3 separate regions of the Homo sapiens genome follow, and regions 2 and 3 are each linked to region 1. A link is a contact called in ENCODE Hi-C data. All regions are on one chromosome and are shown on one strand. The core of a region is the stretch at or near the end of the contact, and the rest is flanking DNA. Distances in the headings are between cores, read along the strand shown.

Region 1 (4,436 bases), core at 817-3,316:
AGGCGGGCCCAGGAGAGGCGGGGCCTGGGCAGTTCACCTCAGAGGAGGCGGGCCCAGGAGAGGCGGGGCCTGGGCAGTTCACCTCAGAGGAGGCGGGCCCAGGAGAGGTGGGGTCTGGGCAGTTCACCTCAGAGGAGGCGGGCCCAGGAGAGGCGGGGCCTGGGCAGTTCACCTCAGAGGAGGCGGGCCCAGGAGAGGTGGGGCCTGGGCAGTTCACCTCAGAGGGGGCGGCCCCGGGAGAGGCGGGGCCTGGACAGTTCACCTCAGAGTAGGTGGGCCCGGGAGAGGCAGGGCCTGGGCAGCTCACCACAGAAAAGGCGGGCCTGGAAGAGGCGGGGCCTGAGCAGCTCACCTCAGAATGAGGTGGCCAGAGAGAGGTGGGGCCTGGGCAGGCAGGCGCTAAGGAGCTGGGAGGAGGGGCCTGAGGAGGCCGCATCTAGAAGGCGCGCTCTGGGAAGGCGCGCTGCAGGGGAGGCGCGCTCTGAGGAGGCGCTGTAGGAGGAGGCGCTAAGCACCGCAGAGAAGGCACACTAGGATGGGCGGGGCAGGCCTGAGACTGGCTGCTACAGGGCTGCAGAGTATCTGCACACCCCCCCCCCCCGCCGCCAGAATCCCCCCTCCCAAACCCCTCCCACCAGTCACCAAAGCCAGATTCATTTCATGCAGCAAGAGCAATCCACAGATCCAATTCCCCCGCCATACTCAGCAAACCCACAGTTTCCACAAACTGTTGCTGGACGCTGATTCGCGCCACCACAACTACACCGCCACTTCAATCAAGCACAAGTAGGCAGGCAGCCTGCTCTGCCATCACCAAAAGATTCCCATTTCCACTCCAATCAGTGCCCCTCCACTCCACTGCTATAGCGGGAATGGTGTGGGCAGAATGTTAAACACTAATTTTTGCCCGGGGCTCCATTTTGTCTACCAGCACCATCATGCGAGAACCGTCCTGCAGAAAAATAGAGTGGGAGCCATTCCAAAAGGTGAAAGGGTGGGGTCCTGCTCCAAGAAAACAGAGGAATTGTACTCCGCAGCTCATGTCCCACTACGGCTGCTTTATTTGTAGCGCAAACGGTCTGCAGCTCCTGTACCTCTGCAGCTCTTACCACTTTGTAGTGCATCTTAGGTGTGAATTGTTCCGCAGCTCATGTACCTCTGCAGTTCATGTGCCTCGCAGCGCAATGAAGCGCTGTTGTCGGGCTGGCTAATCGCATCGTTTTTGTAGCGTTTTTTGTAGTGCTACTCTTCTGCAGCTCAGATTTTGCAGCGCATGTAAAGCGCAATTCAGTTTTCTGTCTGCAGCTCCTATATCGCTGCTCCTCGTTCTGGATTGTAGCGCCACTGAAGCGCCCATCCGTCAGTTTGTGGCACATAAAGCGCCCATCAGTTTATAGCGCAATGAAGCGCCAGTTGTAGCTCCCATCAGTTTGTCGCCCGCGTGAAGCGTGCTTGTAGCGCATCTGAAGCGCCAGTTTGTAGCGCATTTGAAGCGCTTATCTGTTTGTAAAGCATGGCACTTGGTAGCGCATTTGAAGAGCAAATTGCAAATCGATCTATAGCTCCTGACCGTCTGCAGCTCATCACTGTCCGCAGCTCATCTCTGTCTACAGCCCGTATCTGGACTTGGTCCTGGAAACCCAAGCCTTTAAGGCTTGGTTTCCCCATTTGTTTTGGGGTACAGCCAGTGAAGGCGTGACAAGTTTTGCGTGGAGACATTCTGGGGTGCTACTCCATCTCCCGCAGCTCCCGATAAGCACGGGGAATGAACGTGATCTTTAAAAAAAAAACGTCCTCACCGCATACTCACCACGCGAGGACTCCTCTGCGAAGACAGGAAGGATGGGGTCCCACACCTGAGCCAGGCGCGGTCTCCACTGGGTGCTCCGCAGCCCGGAGTGGCTCCGGACGACAGCCCGCTCAGCGGACCTTTCGCCAGGCTCGGTGGACCTTCTCCGCTGTTCTCCTCAGGGCGCAGTCAGGTTTCTTCGACACACACCAACCGAAGTTGAAGCGCGTGTACCAGGAGCGCAGACTGTGAGCCTTATATAGGTTGCACCGAGGAGGGGGGCGCCAAATCCCAGCGTGCTCCGCGGGCTAGGGGGTGGAGGGGGGTGCGGGGATGGGGGATGGGGGTGGGGGCGGTGGCCACGCTGCAGTGGCCCGCCGCTAGAGGGAGTACGGGATTACCGAGGGGGTGCGGGATGCTGATGCTGAACTGGCCAAGCTGGGAGGGAAGAAGAAAGGGAGGGGAGGGGAGAATCGAGGACGGACGGCCTAGCCAGGCCAAGAATGCAATTGCCCCGGTGGTGGGAGCTGGGAGACCCCTGTGCTTGGACGGGACAGGGTCGGGGGACACGCAGGATGAGCCCCGCGACCACTGGCACATTCTTGCTGACAGGTTAGTGGCCTGCGCGCGACGTGGAGGTCCCGGGGCCAACAGGCCGCCGCCTCCCCCTCCCCCGCTCGGGTTCCGGGCGCCTGAGCGCGCCCTTTGGGCACCAGCCTCTCTTTCTGTCCCGGACCCCACCGTACCCCTCCTTCAGTACACCCTGTACCCCATTTCCCCGGCCCAGCTTCTCTCTCCCCAGGCTTGACCCCTGGCCTTTTTTTCCTCTCCGCGCCCCCGCGGGCCCCTCCCTGCTCTGCGGGCGCAGAAATTCCATCTCCAATTCCTGTTCCCAACATCCCCCTCCCCGCCCAGCCCCAGGGTAGTCCTCTCCCGATCCCTGTAGCAAAGAGCTGGGGGTCGTTGCCTGTTTTTCTGGGGGGCCCGTTTCCCCGCGATTGGGCTCTGCGACCGCGATGCGAGCCAAAGGAAATGGGTGTCAAGCTGCGTCCCCGCTACACAAACACATCTTTTTTCCTTTTCTTGATAGTGGTAGAGAACACAAAAATGTGACATTTAAAACACCGAATTTCCCCCTCTTGCTAAGTGCATTTCTCGGTGACGGAAATCTCGGTTTTCTTCGGTTTTACGGAGCAGGGAAGCGGAATCATGAAATGCTGGGAGCTAAACAGGGCGTTCAGGTCAGGGTTAACCCCGGCTGGAGGCCAGAGATGCTGCCGTACCGAGTGCGCTATTTCCAGAAACCAAAACCAATTTAAAACAGCTGTGGATGCTTCCAGTGTGTTTGGCGGGCTTTGAAGGCTCCCAGCTACCGACTTTTGGTGGCGATTACGAGGTTTACACAGAGACCTTGCTTCCCTTGCAACGTTACATTTTCCTAAATCTTGTAGGGTGAATGAATGCGTTTAGTCACGGCAACCGCACGTTTAATCCTTTCCAGCGGGTTGCCGAGATTCGGCCACAAATATTTGCGTGCATTTGTACTATGAACATATATATTTTATGTCAGGGAAAATTGCAGTGGCTGATAAGACGCTAAAATTCTGATGAGGAAGGATGCTAAATAAAACCTTAACGCGGATTCCCATCTAAGCGCCTCAGTGTCAGGTGCTTGGGAAACTGACAATCTGTTGATGATCTTAGTAAAACAAGTTTAAGTTAAAAGGGAAAACCAAATTGTCTACAGCTGAGTTAGGTTTCTGAAACACAGATGAAACGCTTTCATATTTGAAGAGCAAAATTGAGCACATTTTAGTAACATTGCTACGGATTATTTTATACTTGGAATATCAATAAGAATTTGACTTATTGTCATAACAACGTTGCAGACACCGCACTTTAAAAGAGAGCCTTTCTAGGAATAAACAAAACTGTAGCCCATTTACTGAGATTTTACTTTTTATTAGAAAATGCCCACTATCCGGAATATGAATGAATGAAATGCAGCTTTTTAACAAAGACATTTCCCTAGGAAGTTGGGTAAACACAATTATACTTTTTAGAAGTGCCTTTTAATTTAATCTTTAGGATGTTCACCCTCTTCTGCAAGATAGAATAATTCCAGGATTTCTTATGCTTGGTAGAGTACTGTTCTGGTGACCGCTGTCAAATTCTTACCAGTTTTGTTTGTTTGTTTAAATTCGAAAGTTACTTCACCTAGTTAACTGAGACATTATTTTTCTAAAAATTGAGATTTAAAACCAGTATAGATGAAAAGCAGGAAAAATTAAAGTTCAAAAATCCATCTTAAGACTTTAAAAGTTTGAACAAGTTTGAACCAATTTGATTTTTTCATTTCAAAATGCTAACCAGGACTTTTTTTAAAAAACGTAATTAGTATTTTACCATAATAAAAGTAATTTCAGGTCATTGTACAAAATTCAGGAGAGAAAACCCTAGAAAACTCTAAAGAAAAGGTCACCTGTAACCTATTCACCCTGCAATAACACCAGTAAACATTATAGAGTCTGCTTTTTCAGACGTTCTCTATGCATATATAGGTAGCTATACAATAAATATTTTTCATAGGATTGCAGTTAAATACTTTCTAAAAGTTAAAAACAAGATCAAATTAATTCTCCTCGAT
Region 2 (4,436 bases), core at 1,130-3,629, 1.8 Mb after region 1:
TATTTACTAATTTTATACAATCAATTGTAAAACTGCCTTGGGTCTGAAGCTTTCACCAACTGGGACTTAATGTGAACCATAAGCAGGAAGAGTGAACAATGATAAATTAACATAAAAGATAGCAGTATCAGGAAAAGAAGAGGACAGAGAGTTAACACTCAGTACTAACATATATAATTAAATAAAGTTTCATTGTTTTTTACATTGTCCAAATGATCTAGTAACCTAAATCATGGAATTTCTGATCTAGCAATGGTTGTTGTCAAATTCAGTAACTAAAAATTCAACCCAGTGTAGAAAAGACACTTCTCTGTTAATTTAATATTTGTAGCTTACTATTTTTTTAATAAATGATTTATTCAAATAAATTCTAGCCATGATGTGCTGCTTCCTATTTGCTGGCAATTATTTCTGGATTATATAAACATGTTAATTACCAGCAAGTAAATCTTGTTTTAAAAGGCAAATGATAAGTGTGAACAATTATCAAAATGGAGGATTCCCACTTGTGTCTCTGGCTTAAAGTCTAATTAGTGACTTGTAGTGATCCAATATTTTTATGTAAATATAAAATCTAATGATTTGCCTTCTTAAATTTATAAGGTATATGAGATTATAGATAGCTTTATAAATACAAATTTTGTTCAGAAAACTGGATCTTATTTTAGAAGACATGCTCTTAACACAAATGTATTTTATGAATTATCTTAAGCTTAAAGACATACAATTATTCACTTTTATTTTTAAAGAAAAAAGTATTATAATGCATTGCAAAATATGTGCTACTGAAAATGCATCAATTTTTATTTCCCTAGCCTTACCTCACACTATAACATAGAATCAGTTTTATAAAGGCAAAAATTTGATTTACTGTGAGATTAGTAACATGGTTTTAAAGTCAAAAGATTTATAGAAGTAGTATTTCCAATTCAAACAGAATTTTGCCAGGTTTTAATTTTTCTACAAAGCACTTAAGTAAATAATTTTGTGAAAAGTTTTGCTTTAAGATGTTTTAAAGGGTTTCAAGTATTCTACAGATAGAGATTTTGGGGAGAACACCAAATTCTTTCCAAAAAGACAGCTATTTCAAGTTTTCTTTTACTCCATTGTAGAAAGTTTTAAAGACTTTTTTTTCTCCAAAATCTAATTTTCACCTGAAATAATTGTATTCAAGGGTTTCTCAGCAGGTAAAGTATACATTCTTACAAGGTTTCAAATTTCAGATTTCCAATAATGCATTTAAACTGAGCACTCCTCTTTTTGTGTATGTATCTACTATCTGCAGTTCTATTATTTACACTAAATTTTAGTCTTTTTAGCTCCTCTGAAATACGTTAGTGAACCCTCAGCAGTTACTAACCACTTAATAATTGTGAGCCCGCCAGCCCCTTCAAGTAGATCGTTAACCATAAGAGTGCCTGACAATTTCCAAACCATATCCTCTGTCTAAAAGGAAAAGATAGGGCTTTGTGAGGCAGAAAGGAAGCGAAGGAAAACAAAACAAATGTAGCTCATGCTGAAAGTGAAAAGTGCTTGGATAGATTAGTATTTTCTTTTCTGCAAGGCATCCTGCCAAACTTTTTCTTTATTTTTTTAAGAGAAGAGTTATTTTTTGGTCTGATTTTTCAGTTTCTTGGAAAGTATTGGTATTTACCACCCCCATTGGCCGCTCATAATTATTGTTGGTTGTTTTGTGTTTTTCCCATCCGTCCACGTCACACAGTGAGGATGCCCCCCGCTTCACCCTGTCAAAACCCCAACTCTGGGCGACCCTGGGTTTGGAAACTCCGCCGACTCCCGACGACACGTCCCACTCTCTCCCACTAATGCCGCTTATTTTAGTCGCAGGATCCCCCTACTACAGTTTCAGCGAAAGCCGGAAATTTTCATTTAACTCTCCCCCCCACCCCCACCCCCACCGCGCCCTTCTAGCCCCCGACTCGTAGAAGGGAGCTAGGGAGCCCGGAGCTCGGAGCACTGCCGGGACTCGGCCGCCTCATTTCTCTCCGGAAGGCTTTAATTTGCACACTTTCTTGCCACTGCGCCACGAGCCCCCAGCCCCGCCGGGGGGTGGGTCTCCGGCAGAGTTGGCTTCGCGGGTCCCTGCCCCCACCCCGCACGGTCGCCCCAGCTGCCTCCCCGGCTGGGGCCCCCAGCGCCGGCCGGAGCCCAGCGGCCCCCGTCCGCCCCCAGCGAGCGGCGCGGGCGGCGCCCTCCGCCGTCCCTCCGCCCTCCGCCGCTGTGCCCACCCCCTCGCCGGAGAGAGTGCTGGTAACTCCTTCCCCAGAGTCTGATTACCTGCTCCGCGAGGCCGCGGACACGTGCGGAGAGCCGACTGACACTCGCAGCCCCCTCGGGAGGCCCGACGCGACTGGGCCCCTCAGGTGAGGAGCTGTGCGCTCGGGTGGGTGGGCTGCGGGGTGGGGGGTCCCGGGGGAGATCTGGGGGATTGGCCGGGGTCCGAGGCAGAACTGTGGGTGGGGTAAGTGGAGGGTGGCGGGGGGTGGGGGGGACCTGTGTTTCCTTGGAATCGGCTTTGGTTAACCCCTTACGAACTGAGACGGGATTGGTTATGGGGGCCAGTTTTGGGGAGCTAGAGGATTCTCCTTATCTGATGAGAGGGGGAGATCCCAGCCTAGGGACACCCGCGACACCGAGATCCTGCTTCCACGTATCCGTACGCACACACACCCACACGGAACACGCCTCATACAGTTTCTCCAAACGGAACTGGAACTCTACTCGGACACTCACATAATAATTCACATTTAGGGTTTAAAATGCACTGCCTCTAGGGACTCCATGCTGGAGAATGTGCTTGCATTTCCCCCTCGAAAACTCCCTCTCCAGCTCGCTGAGGTGTGGGTGTGGGCTCCACCTTCCCCTCCACGAGATAAATGTTAACGCAGGCTTCCTGCGGGCGTGTTATACACAGAAAAGTGCACGCAGCCGGCCAGTGCCCAGGCTTGGAGCCCCGCGAAGACGCACGTTTGCTGTAGTTTCCAAGTTTACTTTTATAATTTAAAATATTGGAGTTAAACACACGCCCCGCAGTGAGCAGCCCTGGTCCCCGCAGCGCGCCCGTCCGTGTGCATATGGGCGCATCTGCGTGTGCGCACACGCGGGAGTCGCGGTCCCCGGTGTGGCCTCTTGTCGCTGTGCTGGTGGCGACCCTTGTGGTGCTTGGCAGGCTTCGGGAGAGGCGCATGAAGGATTTCATTGAGTGTGAAGACAGAGAGCAGAGACAGAAAGCAGAAGGAGGCGGCTGCAGCCTTTGTAGTCGCGGAGGAATGCGGAAATGTTGAAGCACTATGTCAAACTTTTTTTGAAATGGGGTCAAGTCACATTCAGCCAGCGTGGGAAAGCAACAACAACAACAAAAAAAAGTGGAGGAGAGGGGGGGAAAAGGCATTGCTGCTCCCGTTTCTCTCCGCCGAAGCCGACCGTCTGGGGGGCGAGTGGGGGGAGAGCCAGGGCAGTGCGGGGCCCGGCGGGGGCAGCAGGCGCAGTTCCCTGCGGGGGTGGGACGTCCCCGACGCTTCCTTCGCTGCGGAGCCCGGGGCTAGACTCGAGCGGGAGGGGGTTGGGGGGATGCAGGACAGGCGGGTTGGGCGGCCGGCGGCGGCTCCCCGGCTACCTGTGTGGCCCTCGACCTGGCTCAGACCCCCGGGCAGTCCCTGGGGGCTCTTTCCTCGGCTTTTAAGGAAAGTTCTGAATGTAGTGAGTGCCAGAAGCTCTGCTCTCGCCGCGGTCCGCTCCACCCGCTCATCGTGGGGGTCGCGCCGTTTGTTTAATTCCTGGCAAAAGGCGAGCGGGCCAGCGGTTGCGAGGCAGGTAATTCCGAGGTGCCCCGGGAATTCCGGACATGCGGCCGTCGTGGTGAAAGTCCTGCCGAGGCCGCGGCGGCCCTGGAGGAGGGAGGCCCCCTAGGTCCCAGATAGCTGCTGAATGGGGAGGGAAAGTTAGGGTACCCTACTCTGGCGCTTTGTTGTGCAGAGGGCTCCGGGGGCGTCCGGCTGCAGACTGGACCGGGCCTTTAGCCGGAGGGGGAATGGGGCAGCCACCTCTGCTACCTACAGCGGGGAGGTCCTGGGAATGGGAAAAGGTTCGCGAGTCCGGGCCCCGAGGACAGAGACCTTCTCTCTCACCCCTGGAGGCGCAGGATTTAACCCCCCACCCCCCACCCTTTGAAAGGGAGGTTGAGTTTTGCTCAGGTCGAAATCAGTTTAAAACTTAAGGACGAGGCGCGATTATGCTATCCCCTTCCTGAAGTTATTCTTTAAGGAGACGACAAGCGAAATTGTGGCGAACACCCCTTTCTCCCACCCTTGGGATCCCGTGGGGGACGGTGTCTCCCCTCCCCCAGGACCGCTCGCTCGCCCACCCCCGATAAGCCCCAACCCTCCCCGACCAGATGGCTGGTCTTCCCAAGGTTT
Region 3 (4,436 bases), core at 1,394-3,893, 1.0 Mb before region 1:
AACCATCACTATAAAGTGGGGAGGGACAGCTCTGTTTGTCCAGGCCTGAGTCACAGGAACAGCACATCCTTCTACCTGTACGTACATGTTCAGAAGTGCCCGTGTCAATACAGTGCAGCTACGCTACTCACAGTAAAAACTGTGCTCATCCACATCTCAGAGGGAGGTGAGGTGAACAACTCCAAACTCGTAAGTAAACTTGTTGTCACTCTAAGTCCAGAATCTTTGGGTGATGAATATTTTTCTTGGTCCTAATGTGGCTTCTCATAGTCCAGCAAACTATGATTAAATGAAAACCGTAATTCACATTACACACTTAACAGGGAGAGATGATCACAATTGAAGTAAAGGCTTTCATTTGGCTTTCCAGAGTTGAGGTGAGCTATTTTGTCATATGACTTTAGCCACCCTGGAAGTTTCTCTCCTGTCCTTTATCCTCCATGGCCCATTTAAAGTGAGGACTTTCAGAAGGATGCCCCTTCCATGGACTGCATCTGTTCAACATCTCATTTCCTGAGTGAGTGGGTTTAGGGGCCTGGAATTGCCTCAGGGATTGAGCAATTGAAGGCTACTGTTTGTCAGGTTAGGGTTTCTCTGGCTAAGAAACTCCCTTCAAAAGTTAAGAGACAACAGTCCTTTAAGGTGAGTTTTATTGCCCTCATTTTATAGGTGTAGCCTCTAAGCTCAGTCATGTTATGTGGTTTTTGCCTAAATCCACAAAGCTGGGGAGTGACAAAGCCAATATATGTTACCAGAGTCTACTTTTACCTCTCTATTCCACACTGATTCTCTGTGTGTGCCTTATATAAAAATAGTTTTGTTTGCAATGTCTCCATTATTTTTAGTAAAACTTTTACATCTAGCAACTCTAAGGGGAAAATTCATGCTCAATACCTGCCCTCTCCATGCTCCGCTGATTTCCTCTGCTAGTAAGAAAACAATTAAAAAACAACAACAACAAAAAAAAAAAAACAGGAAAAATTCTCACTTTGTCCTGCAGGTGCCACCCTCATCACAGAACATCTATTTCCAGCTTTATAGCACAGATCTCTCAGGGCTGCAATAGACCAGATATTCATAGAAAATGGAAGAAGCTGGTTCATTCAACTTATGCATTTCACTGCCTGGATCAGTAAGATTGGTGTATTTTTTTTTTTTTCACTGCCTGTTGTTTCACTGACTCTTCCGCCCCACAAAAAAAGCACCAAGAAACAAGCTGAAACATTTCCGTTTGTCCTGTAGGTGCCACTGTAACCCTGGGATATTTCTTTACAGATCTGCAACTGGTTCTCTCAAGGCTGGAAAGGATTAGAAATTCTAGAAGATGGAGTCTAGTCTACACACAATTCAAACTAAGGACCCCTCACACCCCGCCCCTGGGTTTAGAGTTCCATAGCTCCAACACAGAAGTGAAATCGTTTCCCCTGGAATCTTTTCACTGCCTGTTTTTTAACTGTTCTTTAGCTTGTAGGTCCTAATGAGAAAATTTAAAAATTTATATTCATTTAGTTTTTGAATAAGTAATGTTTTCATATGGCTCAAAAACAAATTAAAATGATAAAAAGAATATGCTAAAAAATTTCCCTTTTACCTATTACATATCAAAGGTTAGCAAAGTTATTAGTTTCTTTTATACTTCCAGAGACCATTTTATGCACATACAAGCAAATACTTTAAAAGCAACTTTTTATTTTGCATGATAATGTACTATAACACCTTTTTTTCTGTGTCTTAATTATTCCATATAATACTATATCTTGGAAATCCTGTATATCAGTACATAAAAATTCCTCTTTGCCCCCACCTCTCTAGCTTTGAAGTATTCCCAGTTTATGGATACACCAAAATTTATTTACCCAGTTCTCTATTGATGAACATGTAAGTTGATTGTTTTGCCATTTAAAATAATACTGAAATGAGAAGTTTTGTATAGGGTCCATTTTGCATGTGTGTCAATATACCTAAATATATCTGAGAATTCCTGCTGAATTTCTCTGCCAGTCAGAAAAAAATAATGAAAAAACAGAAAAATTCTCACTTTGTCGTGCATCTGAGGATACATGTATTTGTCATGTTTACGGGCATTTTCAAATTGCCCTTCACAGGGCTTGTACCAGCTTGTGCTCCTGGCAGCCATGTAAAAATTGTCTATTTCCCAAAAGCTTGGCCAACACAGTATGTTTTGAATTTTTGCCAATCAATCTGAGAGTTAAAAAAAAAAGTTGTATCAATTATTTTCTTATTATTATGAGTTTGAGCATCTTTTGGTTTAAGAGCCATTTGATTTAGAACTGTTTTGATTGCAAGCAATAGAAAGCCGCAGTCTACCTGGCTCAAGCAAGATGTTTATTTTCTCATCACTGAAAAGCCTAGATGGAGAATGTCCAATGGGCCTTACTCCAAAGGCTTAAATGTCACCCCCGACTGTGATTTCTCTTTCGCACTCTCGCTCTCATTCTCTCAATCTCACTCTCACTCTCACTCTCACTCCAGCTCCCTCTGTCTTGGCCCTGTCCTTAGACAGGCTCCTTTCCCCTTCATTCTCGCAGCTCCAATCTCAGCAGAGAGATCTTGCTTGCCCTGAGTCTCTCTGACCTGAATTGAACAGGATGCAGTGTTCTGACTGGCCAGGCCTGAGTCATACAACCACTTCTGGAGCCGGGGATAGAGCCAAAATCACTCAAACTAGGTGAATTGAGAGATGTGAGAGGCATGGATTCCAGGTGTCCAACAGAAGATCAAAGTGACATTAAATGTAGAAAGACAACTAAGCGCTGGCTTGGCTAACAACAGAGGTTTTAGCTGTAATTCACACCTTCAACAACACACTGTCCCTTCTACTCTCACATATCCCTTCAAAAACGCCAGTGCCTACCTAATGAAGCCATAATTAGATACCATGGAAAGTGCACTTTCCTCTTCTCAGAGGGAGACCACACAAAGACTTATCTAGTTATAGCTCCAAGTCCAGGATTTCTGGGTGATTCTTCTTAGTCAGGCCCTGGTGTGGTGGTTCCTTCTGGCTCAGCAAACTATGGCTCCAATATAACCACAAATGCAATACATGAAGGGACAGAGAAAGAATAGGATAATTATCAAAAAAATCATCCATTTGATAAGGAAGAGAATGGGAAGCAGCAAAAAGTGTAGCAATTCCTGGTGCGTAGCAATTCCCATGATGTGTAGGACTGGAAACACAAAGTATCCTGACCTGGAGGTGATGTGAGCTCCTTAGCCAATCTGGCTGCCCTGATGAGTTCTCCACAAGGATCTCCTTGTCCCTTATCTTCCGTGGCCCTGACGAACTCTGGGTGATGTAGCCCACAGGTTTGGAGGCCTCCTCTGTGGACTACATCTCTTTAGCAGCTCACTTCCTGCTGGGATAGGTTTGGGGCATTTAGGATTGTCTTAAGGGTTGAGTACTCACAGGCCTTTGTTTGCCAGGTTTGGAGTTTCTCTGGTAAAATAAGTCTCTTAAAACACTGAGGCATTAACCTGTAATATAGACAGCATATTTCACATATTTCAAGTAGACACTATAACTCAGAAATGTTAAGTTCCTTTACCTAAAGCCATACAACAGGGGTATAACAAAGAGCAGGTGACAAAGCCACGATGTTTGTAATCACGGGTGTTTAGCTCTAAGGTCTAAGCTTCTAATATACTGGTATAAAAATTATGTTTGCAGTAACTAGCAACTGTAACGTCACCTCCTTATCTCTGTCCTCCTAAACTTTGACTCCCCCTGCTCCACAAAAAAAGCACCAAGAAACAAGCTGAAACATTTCCGTTTGTCCTGTAGGTGCCACTGTAACCCTGGGATATTTCTTGATCAGCTCTGCAACTGGTTCCCTCAAGGCTGGAAAGGATTAGAAATTCTAGAAGATGGAGTCTAGTCTACACACAATTCAAACTAAGGACCCCTCACATCCCACCCCTGGGTTTAGAGTTCCACAGCTCCAACATAGAAGTGAAATCTTTTCCCCTGGAATCTTATTTCATTTTTGAATCGGTTGTGCAGTTACAGGGTTCAAAAATTAAAATGTGCAAAAACGTCTTCATTGAAAAAGAATCCCTTTATCTCTGTCCCTTTTCTACCAAGTTCCTCTACGTAGCCTTTGCCATGCTATTCCACTTTTTGTATATTCTTCCAGAGATTTTAGTGCACATGCAACTAAACATGAACATAGATTCCTTCTCCCACCCCTTTAAGCATAAATTACAGCAAGTTCTTCATATTCTTTCCCTGTATTTTTCTAAACAGCTATATATTATAGAGAACTTTCCATTATCAGTTTCTAAAATTTTTTTTATTCCTTTTAATGGATTCAGAGTTTTCCACCATGTAAATGAAATCACTTCTCCAGTGATGAACGTTTGATGCTTATTGTTTATTCTTTGGAACAATGCTGAATAGCCTTGTACATGCCTCATTT

What was found. A loop is a pair of places that touch in the nucleus more often than their neighbours do. Pooled maps may share reads with other maps.
Region 2: a loop to region 1 is called in a map of naive thymus-derived CD4-positive, alpha-beta T cell, with 16 times the contacts of the local background. The contact joins the promoter of CDK6-AS1 here to the promoter of PEG10 in region 1. A Hi-C loop is called at or near these places in 1 of 168 maps with a recorded cell type or tissue (naive thymus-derived CD4-positive, alpha-beta T cell), 2 of 37 single-sample maps with no recorded cell type and 10 of 50 pooled maps.
Region 3: a loop to region 1 is called in a map of GM12878, with 2.7 times the contacts of the local background. The contact joins the enhancer-like site here to the promoter of PEG10 in region 1. A Hi-C loop is called at or near these places in 1 of 168 maps with a recorded cell type or tissue (GM12878), 3 of 37 single-sample maps with no recorded cell type and 15 of 50 pooled maps.

The regions. Positions count from the first base shown.
Region 1 is chr7:94,653,955-94,658,390 of GRCh38, reverse strand. PEG10 (paternally expressed 10) reads right to left here and starts at 2,066. Exons shown (of 2, transcript NM_001172437.2): 1 at 1,800-2,066. The coding sequence starts at 1,804. SGCE (sarcoglycan epsilon) reads left to right here and starts at 2,258. Exons shown (of 11, transcript NM_003919.3): 1 at 2,258-2,401. The coding sequence starts at 2,293. RefSeq lists enhancers at 1-34, 814-863, 2,133-2,910 and a silencer at 104-343.
Region 2 is chr7:92,834,426-92,838,861 of GRCh38, reverse strand. It overlaps CDK6-AS1 (CDK6 antisense RNA 1), which reads right to left and starts at 2,379. Exons shown (of 2, transcript NR_110088.1): 1 at 2,299-2,379. It overlaps CDK6 (cyclin dependent kinase 6), which reads left to right and starts at 2,289. Exons shown (of 8, transcript NM_001145306.2): 1 at 2,289-2,384. RefSeq lists silencers at 1,987-2,346, 3,457-3,706 and an enhancer at 2,797-2,876.
Region 3 is chr7:95,687,303-95,691,738 of GRCh38, reverse strand. The region is part of intron 2 of LOC105375409 (a long non-coding RNA gene); the gene reads right to left. Among named protein-coding and RNA genes, the nearest start is that of DYNC1I1, 83 kb to the left of the region's middle. Within about 2 kb of position 2,643, at least 2 of the 41 ENCODE cell types and tissues checked have a DNase peak (open chromatin) inside an H3K27ac peak, as active enhancers do.